Regions from separate parts of the Homo sapiens genome. Here region 1 is linked to region 2. A link is a contact called in ENCODE Hi-C data. All regions are on one chromosome and are shown on one strand. Each heading gives the region's core, a stretch centred on a gene start or an enhancer-like site at or near the end of the contact. The rest is flanking DNA. Distances are from core to core; before and after follow the strand shown. Region 1 has its middle 27 kb from the start of SCEL. Region 2 overlaps MYCBP2 (MYC binding protein 2).

What was found. Hi-C counts contacts between places; a loop is a spot of excess contacts on that map. Pooled maps may share reads with other maps.
Region 1: a loop to region 2 is called in a pooled map, with 2.2 times the contacts of the local background. The contact joins two enhancer-like sites. A Hi-C loop is called at or near these places in 2 of 37 single-sample maps with no recorded cell type and 3 of 50 pooled maps.

The regions. Positions count from the first base shown.
Region 1 is chr13:77,506,483-77,511,916 of GRCh38, reverse strand. No RefSeq gene overlaps it. Among named protein-coding and RNA genes, the nearest start is that of SCEL, 27 kb to the left of the region's middle. Within about 2 kb of position 2,481, at least 4 of the 41 ENCODE cell types and tissues checked have a DNase peak (open chromatin) inside an H3K27ac peak, as active enhancers do.
Region 2 is chr13:77,181,615-77,187,073 of GRCh38, reverse strand. It overlaps MYCBP2 (MYC binding protein 2), which reads left to right. Exons shown (of 83, transcript NM_015057.5): 31 at 1,011-1,203; 32 at 1,697-1,971; 33 at 5,152-5,373. Among named protein-coding and RNA genes, the nearest start is that of MYCBP2-AS2, 100 kb to the right of the region's middle. RefSeq lists an enhancer at 2,239-2,288. Within about 2 kb of position 2,538, at least 4 of the 41 ENCODE cell types and tissues checked have a DNase peak (open chromatin) inside an H3K27ac peak, as active enhancers do.

The sequences.
Region 1 (5,434 bases), core at 1,232-3,731, 320 kb before region 2:
GGCAGGTAGCTGGAAAAACACTTGAGGAATCGTAAACAATTTCAACATGGCTCTATTCTGTGGGCACCAGCAAGCCATATGTACAATGTTAGCAGGGTAATTATACCTTTTACAGACAATAGTGGCTCCAAGCCAAGCACGAGCTCATGTGGGTGATCATCTAATGTGCCTCACATGGCCTGGTTACATAATGTGTGGGGTCGTGCATCTGCTCTCCAAACACGCTGAGTAATGCTGCACCAGAAGGCCACCTCAGCCTACTCCTGACTAAAGCGCAGCCATTTTTCTTACACTATGTTGGCCAGGCTGGTCTCAAACTCCTGACCTCAAGTGATCTGCCTGCCTTGGCCTCCCAAAGTGCTGGGATTACAGGCGTGAGCCACCGCACCCAGCCAGAATGGTTTTTATTAGAATGAATAACATGTTCTATGTAAGATTAGTTGTGTTTAGTATGGGTGTTTTGCCTTCAATTCTACTTTGGTACTCCTTAGGACTTTGGATGAAAAACTTTCATTGTATTTTTGTTAGAACTTGACTTTTCCATAAACCCCCTCACCCCCCAAAAAAGAAAGAGAATATCTCTATTATTAGGAAATGCACAGTAAAATATTTTAGGGTAAAGTGATACTGGGGTAAAAAGCCATGATTTGTACAATTTATATTGGTAAAATAATGGTAAATCGTGAAGAGTCAAGACAGCAAATTACAAACAAATGACATAAAATGATGACAATAGATGAACCTGAGTAAAGGGTATAAGAGATGTTCTTAGTGTTATTCTCATTCTTGCAACATTTTTCTAAGTATGCAGTTATTTCCAAATAAAAAATTCAAATTAAAAATCAGACTGGGTGCAGTAGCTCATGCCTGTAATCCCAGCACTTTTGGAGCCTGAGGCAGGTGGATCACTTGAGCCCAGGAATTTGAGACCAGCCTGGGCAACAGGGTGAGACCCTGTCCCTACAAGAAATAATTTTTTAAAAACACCTGGACATTATGATGCATGCTTGTGGTCCCTGCTACTCAGGAGGCTGAAGTAGGAGGATCACTTGAGCCTGGGAGATCGAGGCTGCAGTGAGCCAACATTATGCCACTGCACTCCAGCCAGGGCAACAGAGTGAGCCCTTGTCTCAAAAAATAATAATAATAATAATAATAATAATTCTAATGACATATGCAGTAACACCAAATATTCTTCCATGGATTCCTCATCTCTCTCCTGTAACCTGGACAACTCCTCCTGTTTGTCCTTTAAAATAATCTGCCAAAGCATTATTTCCTCTATGAATACCTTTGGCAACACTTTTCTCTAAAAAGAAACTCTTAATATACCTTTCATGTCATCTGAAATTGCATTTATACCTTAGTAACAGAGTGAAAGTAGCAGTGACTTAAACTAGACAGAAATGCATTTCTACACCCAACTTGAGGGAGAGTCAATCCAGGGTTCTGCTCAGTAATCAGTGTCCAGGGTCCTTCTATCTTTGTTCCCTGACATCCTTTGTACATGACTTCCATGCTTAAGATCACATCATGCTTCAGGGTGTCTGCTAGAGCTACAGCCAACACATCCGCATTCCACAACCACATCACGTCCACATTCCAGCTAGCAAGCCCCAGTCATTTCTCCCCAAGCTAAGGGAACTTTTCCCCAAATTCAACCCAAAAACTTTCATTTGCATATTATTAGCCAGAATTTAGTCCATGGTCACACGCAGCTACAAGAGAGGATAGAAAAATGGGGCCTTCAGCTGGATATTTTGCCACCTGGTATAGAATCGGGTTTCTGCTATAAGAAAGAGAAGAAGAATTAATACTGGGTGGGCAATTATCAGTCTATGAACACCTCCCATTGTGATATTCACCATTATTTTATACATCTTCCATTATGTCACATTTTCTTTGTTTTCATGTCAATATGGCAAACTACAGGATAAATTTTTAGATATGAAATGTCTATATTCATGTCTAGTCCCCTGATGCTAGCTCAGGCCAGTCACATGGTAATTGCTCGTGTAAGGTTGAGGAAATTAAGTGAACTGATAGGCAGCCATTCGAGATATTCCAAATGAGTACAATTTACATTCCACACAAGTATCATTCAATCATGGAAGACTTTGAGAACTGACTTCTCAAAGTTTAATTTGGTTATAAAATCTGAGTTAATTTTGGCAGTGACAAAATTCCCTGATGATTATAGGTCATAGAATGTAGAAGATATCATACAACAGAAGGTTTTAACAGAAAAATATAATTCTTTTCCTTAGCCTCAATGACTCTGCCCTCTTTTGTCTCTAAATGCTGAGAGTTCCTTCATTTCAATGTTAAAACATTTAATGTTAAGTGATTTCTAACCTCATGTAACCAATCTATAAGGAAGTGGGTTCAGGAACAATTTAAATGGCATTCTCAACAATGAGCAGCATAATAGGAAACAGGAAGCAAAGATGTCAGATTTCTAAGTGATGTTTCATCTTCTCAAGCATATGATTCTTGGCAGAACCCAACCGATCTTCAGAAACGAGAAAAAGGTCAATCTTTCTATGTGAAAGCACTTAACTGGAAAAGAATTTTCATCCACAGGAAGAAAAAACCTTCTGTAGTTGTGCTTTTACTATGTGTCAGGCAAGTTGCCAGATACTAGAGGCAGAATGGCATAAAAGAAAGAAAAGACCCTTAATTTTATGGAATCTTTAGCCTCATAGAGTTCTTCCAGCTAGTAAGTAGTAGAGTATGTTTTCAAAGATTGTCTGCCTTTAAAACCCACGCACTTCACTTGATCTTAGCCAAAAGGCCAGGAAGCAATAACTCACTCACTTGACCACTGTATTTTTGGATTAAGAATTAGTCCTTCTTATACATTTCTATCTTAAATTTTGGGTCTACAACCACATGAGAGCTTAAAATCCTAAACCGTTACATTCAGTACTTATGATTTCCATTGAAAAATGAAATTGGTGGTAATGGTAATTGAACTGGAATAACTTTTTTAAGTAAAACAGAATGTTCATTGATATTTTCTCTCGTTTTAAAGGCTCACTTCACTGAGTTCTATATAAATAAGTTACCAAAATTTTGGAGTTCTCAGATTGCTCTATGATCATCTCAACATAGCAAGCAACACTCAACTGCAAAGCAATCATTTGGATATTCTTTTTCTACTTGACAGCAAAAATTCATATTCAATTTTTTTCCCTAAGTTACCCAGAAAAGTTGGCACTGTGGGCAGCCTCAGCACAGTTGCCAGACATACTGGGGAAAAAAAATTACCCGAAAGAAAAGGTGGGGCTTCAGAAGTAAAACAAAAGCCATGCCAAGAAAGATAAACACACACCCTCCTTTGAAGATTATTGCCAAGTGTCTTTAAAATCATGCCAAAGAAAGCATCCCATCCAGGTTTACTTCATCTCAATCTCTCCTGTTCTAACTCTAAATAAGCAGGCTGTCACTTGCAGCTCAACAATTCTACCTTGAGCTTTAAAAAGGTATTAAAGAACTTATTGCCTGAAATCAGAGCACTGTTTTTACTGTGTTGCCTGATTCTTATCTGATGGAGAACAGTCAAGAATGGAATATAAGGCGTCTGGTCACATATTTGAGACCACAAAAGATCAGGGTGGGACAACCTCACAGTACATCATGTGTTCCCCAGATGGTCCATTGAGTACCTTCTTCTTTGAGAAAAAAACAAAAGCATCCCTTACTGGTTGTCACACGTACATTCTCTAATTAATAATAGGTCTATCACTATGGGAAGTTGTCCAGCCTGAAATGTGAGATCATCAAACCCTAGAAAAGCCATAAAAATATCATTTCGCTATGTATACCCGGCATTCTGCCAAAAGAAATTGTAAGTGCCTCTGAATCACTGCTCCAGAGCACCAGCCCACAGTGACCACAAAGCATATGCAGTCTCACCTAGAATGATCAGCAAGATAATAATTCTCCCTGGTAATAACACTTGCTGTGGTTGCAAGCCCTGATCATTGTTCTCTTTTTTAAAACTAGGGGAGAGACAAATGCTCATGAGTAACTGTAAATGTGACAAAGGATGATGTCTCCAGGTCAAAAATGGACTACGTAGTCCATTTTTTATGCATTTCCCCCTTCTTAAAAATTACTATGAGTTACGCCTGTAATCCCAGCACTTTGGGAGGCCGAGGCGGGCGGATCACGAGGTCAGGAGATCGAGACCACCCCGGCTAAAACGGTGAAACCCCGTCTCTACTAAAAATACAAAAAATTAGCCGGGCGTAGTGGCGGGCGCCTGTAGTCCCAGCTACTTGGGAGGCTGAGGCAGGAGAATGGCGTGAACCCGGGAGGCGGAGCTTGCAGTGAGCCGAGATTGCGCCACTGCACTCCAGCCTGGGCGACAGAGCGAGACTCCGTCTCAAAAAAAAAAAAAAAAAAAAAAAAATTACTATGAGTTATTGCATAACAAAGTAAATTAAGTGATTATATTAAGTCATTTTAGTTAAAAATTGTTCCAACTTGAGCCTAATGCCTGCCTATGATTATAGTTTGTAGCCCTATTAAATTCAGGACCACCCCCCGCCAAGCCAAAAAAAATTTTTTAAAAAAATAAGAACTAGGCAGAAGACATGGAAACAAACACAATCACAATCATCTGCTTGGTTCTGAAATCTGAGTATGACCAAGAAGAGGTGTTTAGCGGTATTGGTGGGATCGCGGAGTACAGGGGATTCAGGACTTTATGTCCTAAAAAGGAGCAGTAGTACCCAAGTTCTAAAAGGGACAATAAGAATGAATCTAATCAATTTCTTTTTAATGAATAAATTAATTGAATTGGACATCTCCATATAAAATACCCATGCACTTTTCACTTTGGGGCACTAGAGGGAAACAAAGTAAGAAAAATAATGAAGCCTTGTGTATCAAGCTGCTAAAAGAATACTTTTTTTTTCCATGTTCATGAACTCTTCTGTTACTTTTGGTGGGAAATGGTATTCACATGGTAGCCTAGTTTAAAAAAATACCATTTTGGATTTGATCTCACAATACTTCAAGCCCACTTACCAGGAACAAACCTACAGCCAGAACCTCAAAAGGTCCATTATCTTTGGTTAAGTCAGAAAAAAAAAAAAAAGTGAAGCAGTAAGTCAGCTTTGAGAAGGATGCAGGTGACAGAAGCCTATTATTTAAGGCTTAATTAAATTCTTTTTAGGAAATTACTTTCCCAATTACATGTAAGAACACATTTTTCAATGTTATGAGGGTGGGAAGAGGGAGAGGTTCAGAAAACAAACAAACAAAAAGCAGTTGGGTACTATGATTAGTAACGGGTGACAAAATAATCTGTACACCAAACCCTCAAGTAATGAGTTTACACATATAACAGACCTGCACATGTACCCCAGAACCTAAAAGTTAAAATATAAAAAAAAGAGCAGGAGGCAGCAATCCACTTCTGACT
Region 2 (5,459 bases), core at 1,289-3,788:
CTTTTGGAGGCCGAGGCAGGAGGATTGCTTGAGCTCAGGAGTTCAAGACCAGCCAGGGCAATATAGTGAAACCCCCATCTAAAAAAACTTAAAAATTAGCTGGGTATGGTGGTGCGCACTTGTAGTCCCAGCTGCTTGGGAGGCTGAGGGGGTGGTGAGAGGATAGCTTGAGTCCAGGAGGTTGAGGTTGCAGTGACCCGTGATCACACCATTGCATTCCAGTCTGGGTGATAGAGGAAGACTCTATCTCAAAAAAAAAAAAAAAAAAAAATTGAATCTATAAACTCGTTTTCAGGAGCTCTGGGATTTGGTGGGAATGGGGCAGTAAGTGCTCTGCTTTGAGATTCAGGTGGTATCTGTTGTCATTTAACCATGATAAAACCAGAAGACTAGAACTGCAAAGAAAATCTACCATCTTAAACTCATATGCTAGAATTTTAAATAATCAAAATAGGAATTTTTTAGTATTTTCTAGTCAATTTTTATCTTCTATTAATGTATTTATCAAAAATTGACTGTAGTTTGTATTGCAAATTTTAATATATAGACATAAAATAAGTTATTTGATACTGTTACTGATATCTAACACTAAAACTCTATTTTATTTTTTACTACAGTGACTGTAAAAAGCTTTATTTTTCTTTCAAGTAAACATGCATTGTTTTATAAGTGCTTCTCATTTTTCCCTTGTTTATATGATAAGCTAGATAGCTGGGTAGCAGGAACACTGAAAAATTTATTTTTAAATAGGTAAATATTGAAGAATGTTGTTTTTAGAAATGCTTAACTACTTTACCTTTTTTGTAACAAACTTCAAAGTTACTGTTGAGGGTAATTTAATAAATGAACTATAAAAGTGTCTTGGGCTCAGTAAAAAAAATTCAATTAAAAAACTCAGTAAAAAAATTCAAAAGAAAGTTTTGAAGTTGTCTACCATTGCCTTTCCATTTGATTCCGTTTATGGTATCATTTGAATTAATTGTTGTCTGTTTTTTCATATTCTGGATTAGGAATGTTTTGAGTCATTGTTGAGTATTCTTCACTGGAGCTGGACCACCTTAGTCTTAGGAGTTGAAGAACTTAGAGGATTAAAAGGATTCCAGTTCACAGCTACACTCCTAGATTTAGAGAGACTGCGCTTTGTGGGTACCTGTTGTCTGAGGTTATTGCGTGTCTATACCTGTGAAATTTACCCAGTGTCAGGTATGATGCATTTTTTTTAAATGACTATAGGGAGAAAATATTAGAGACATTGAGAAGATTTACTTTGAGATAACTGAGAGTTTATGCCCCCCAGCTGCATTTAAGCTGCTTCTAAAATGAGGGGAGAAAGTCAGCTTGCTATGATGCTTATGTATTTGCTTATAAAGAGTAAAATAGATTACATGTCATTCTGATACAAAAAGTAATAGTGGGCCAAAGTTAAATAATCTAATAAAGTTTAATTTTAAACAAATTCTGTCAAATAGAAATATTTTGAACAAGCAATTTGGACTTAAATGCTGAAACTAGGTTTTTATTCCCCCTTCCATTTAGATTAAAAATTGGGACTACACTTAATCTCTAAGTTGTTTCATTTCTAAGATATTAGTACTTGTGATACTTAGCTGTATAGGGAATTACTGAATTATATTGATTGTTTTCATGCATATTTAATATTTTGCTTAATTACCAATCTGCTTTTTCCCCCTCAAAGCTACAGGAAAAGCAGTTGTAGAAGAAACTAGCAAATTAGCAGAGTGTATTGGAAAAACCAGAACTTTGTTAAGAAAAATTTTATCAGAAGGAGTTGATCACTGCATGGTGAAATTGGATAATGATCCTCAAGGATATCTCAGTCAACCCTTGAGTCTTCTAGAAGCTGTCCTTCAGGAATGTCATAATACTTTCACTGCCTGCTTTCATTCTTTCTACCCAACTCCTGCCTTACAGTGGGCTTGCCTTTGTGATCTGCTGAATTGTTTGGATCAGGTAATTTAAGTTTGTAAAATGTTAGTTGAAAATCTGATATATTGCTTAATACTCTTCAAGAAAATAAATTGCAGTTGCCATATCTTCTTAACTTGTATAAAAGATAAATTAGGAAATCATTCGGTGTACATGACTTATATAAGCAAAGTTTAAAATTTTTTAAATCTGCTTCATCATCTTTTAGTTACAAAATTGGTAGGCACATTGTGCAGTTGCTGATTGGTTTTTGAATTGGAGTGAGTGATTCTGAGAGAGGGAGAGAGGAAAAGAACCATAGTGACCAGGGGAGAGCAGGGATAGCACCAGGAGGCCCCCGCCACCCTCATCTGTGAGAACAGGAAGGAGAGAGAGCTGAGAGAACAGTCATACTAGCATTGTTCATTCATTCATGAGGAAGCCACAACCTTTGTAAACCTTTATGCACCAAGTCACAGAGTTTCACAACACCTGAGGCAAAACACTGACAGAACTACAGGGAGAAATAGATTCACATTGACAGCTGGGGACTTTAACACTCCTCTTTCAGTAATTAATAGAGGAACTAGGCCAAAAACATCAGCGATGCAGATTTGAACAGTACTGTCAACCATCTTGATCTGACATTTACAAAACAGGATATGAAACTGCAAAATACATATTCTTTTCAAGTACACATGATTTTTAAAAGAAATATTTGGGACCATTCACTAAGGTAGATCATATGCTAGACCATAAAATGTCTTAATAAATTTCAAAAGATTAAAATGTGAAAGAATATATTTTCAGACCACAGTAGAATTACAGTAAAAATCAATAGCAAAGGATATCCAGAAAAAGCACCAAACATTTGGAAAATGACAGCACTTCTAAGTAAGCAGTTGATCAAAGAAGAAGTTATAAAGGAAATTTTAAAATGTTTCACATAGAAAGATAAAAACATAATATCAGAATTTGTGGGATTTAGCTAAAGCATTGCTTAAAAGAGCTCTTTATACCCTTAAATGCTTATATGAAGAAGAAAGGTTTAAAATCAGTGACCTAAGCTGCTATGTTAAGAATCTAGAAGGAAAAGCAAATCTAACCCAAAGTTAGAAGGAAGGAAGGAAATAATAAAGATAAGAGCAGAAATCAATGAAATAGAAAGTAGAGAAAATTAACACAGCTAAAAGTTGGTTTTTTGAAGAAAAAAAGTTGGTAAACTCCTAGCAAACCTGACTGGGAGAGAAGAGAGAAAGAAAAAACATGAAATACCATAATCAAAAGTGAAATAGGGGTTCACCGGGCACGGTGGCTCATGCCTGTAATCCCAGCACTTTGGGAGGCTGAGGTGGGTGGATCACTTGAGGTCAGGAGTTCGAGACCAGCCTAACATGGCAAAACTCAGTCTCTACCAAAAATACAAAAATTAGCCAGGCATGGTGGTGCACAGCTGTAATCTCAGCTACTCGGGAGGCTGAGGCACGAGAATTGCTTGAAGGCGGGAGGTGAAGGTTGCATTGAGGCAAGATTGTGCCACTGCACTCCAGCCTGGTGACAGAATGATACTCCATCTCAAAAAAAAAAAAAAAAAAAAAAAAAAAAAGAAATAGGGACTATCACTATAAACAACTTTATACTGGTGAATTTTTCAGCCTTAGAGGAAGTTGACAAATTCCTTGAAAAATATAATTTTATCAAAACTAACACATTAAGAAATAGAAAAATCTGAATTGCCTCATATCCATTTAAAAATTATCAAAAACTTTCCCACAAAGAAAATTTCAAGTCCAAATATTGTCATTTATGAATTCTGTTAAACATTTAAGAAAGAAATAATGTCAACCTTTTACAAAGTCTTTTGGAAAATACAGGAGGCAACACTTCCCAACTAATTTTATGAGTTTAGCTTTATCCTATACCAAAACCTAACTAAGATACTACAAGGAAAAATTACAGATGAATATCACTCAGAAACATAGATGCTCTTAAAAATATTATCAAACCAAATTGAACATGTAAACAATATATCATAACCAAGTGGGATTTATCTTAGAAATACTTAGTTAAATAATTGAAAATCGATGTAATTTACCATGTTAACTGAAAAAAGAAGGCAAATTGATGATTTCCTCCATATAGCTACAGGAACAGTGGTTGATGAAACTAGCAGTTACTCAATGATGAAAACCTCTCAGGAAAGTAGGATATAAGGAAACTCCTAAATCTGATAAAAAGATATTTACAAAAAAATCTTCACTAACAACATCCCACTTACTGGTGAAATCTGAATATGCCCCTAAGTTTGGAAACAAGACACGTGGTATCTACACTCACCACTTATATTCAGCAGTGCACTGGAAGTCCTAGGCCTCCCCGCCCTCCTTCGTGAAAAAAATCATTGTCATCACTAATGCATCCCAGGCAACTTTGCATCCATGTAGCAGAGTAGTATGTTTTACCACTCAATTTCCAGGGGCAAGATTATTGCCTGGACTAGTGCACAACTTAATTACTCTCTCACTCTGAACCTTCCCAGTCTGATATGGTTCTTTTCTTCTTTGCTACAGAACAGGCTAGATTTAGCAAATGTTGGTTTAACATATGGAATGTTACTCTGCTTTTATGCTTAACTTTGTAACACAGATGTTTGAAGGACTAGGTAATGTGTACACAATTTTGTGAATTAGGATATCATGTGTTGGCTTTAATGCTTTTTTATGAAATTTTGTAAGTATGCTACTAATTTTTCTTGGTAAATTATGGAATGTGATAATATAATTTTGTGACCTTAGTGAAATGTGCTTGTAATAGCACAGATTTATAATTTGCATCATTTATTATTTGAGAAAAATAGTCTCAGTCCTTATTGAAAATACCTTAGATACATTCTAATTGGGGCCTTTTTGGCATCTCCCTTTGAAACAGTGCTAGAGAGTACTGTGATTGTGAGGATATGAAAATATAAAAATGCTCATTTACTAGAGGACAGGAGCCTGATTTTTCTTGACCAGACTTAATTTTTCATCTTCATTGAATAGAAACTTAAACAATTTTTTAAATATATAGATGTAGTATTATTCTATAACAAGACAATTTAAATGACAGAGTGACAGAAAATTTTGGTATAATTTAAAAGATGGTTTACCTTTTATGTATTCAGAAACTTAGATTATACTGATGCTATATTTTTTGGTTGGGGGGCCATATTTTTGTTTTTAAAAGGATATCCAAGAAGCAAACTTCAAGACATCAAGTAGCCGACTCCTTGCAGCTGTTATGTCAGCTCTGTGTCACACGTCTGTTAAGCTGACTTCCATCTTCCCGATTGCGTATGATGGAGAAGTATTACTACGATCAATTGTTAAACAAGTTAGTACAGAGAACGACTCAACACTAGTTCATCGTTTTCCCCTTTTGGTGGCACATATGGAAAAACTCAGCCAGGTAGGTCTGTCTCTGAAATCTTTTATACAGAGGCACTAAAACTCTAAATGGTTTTATTTATTGCCTCTTTTATACAGAGGCAATAA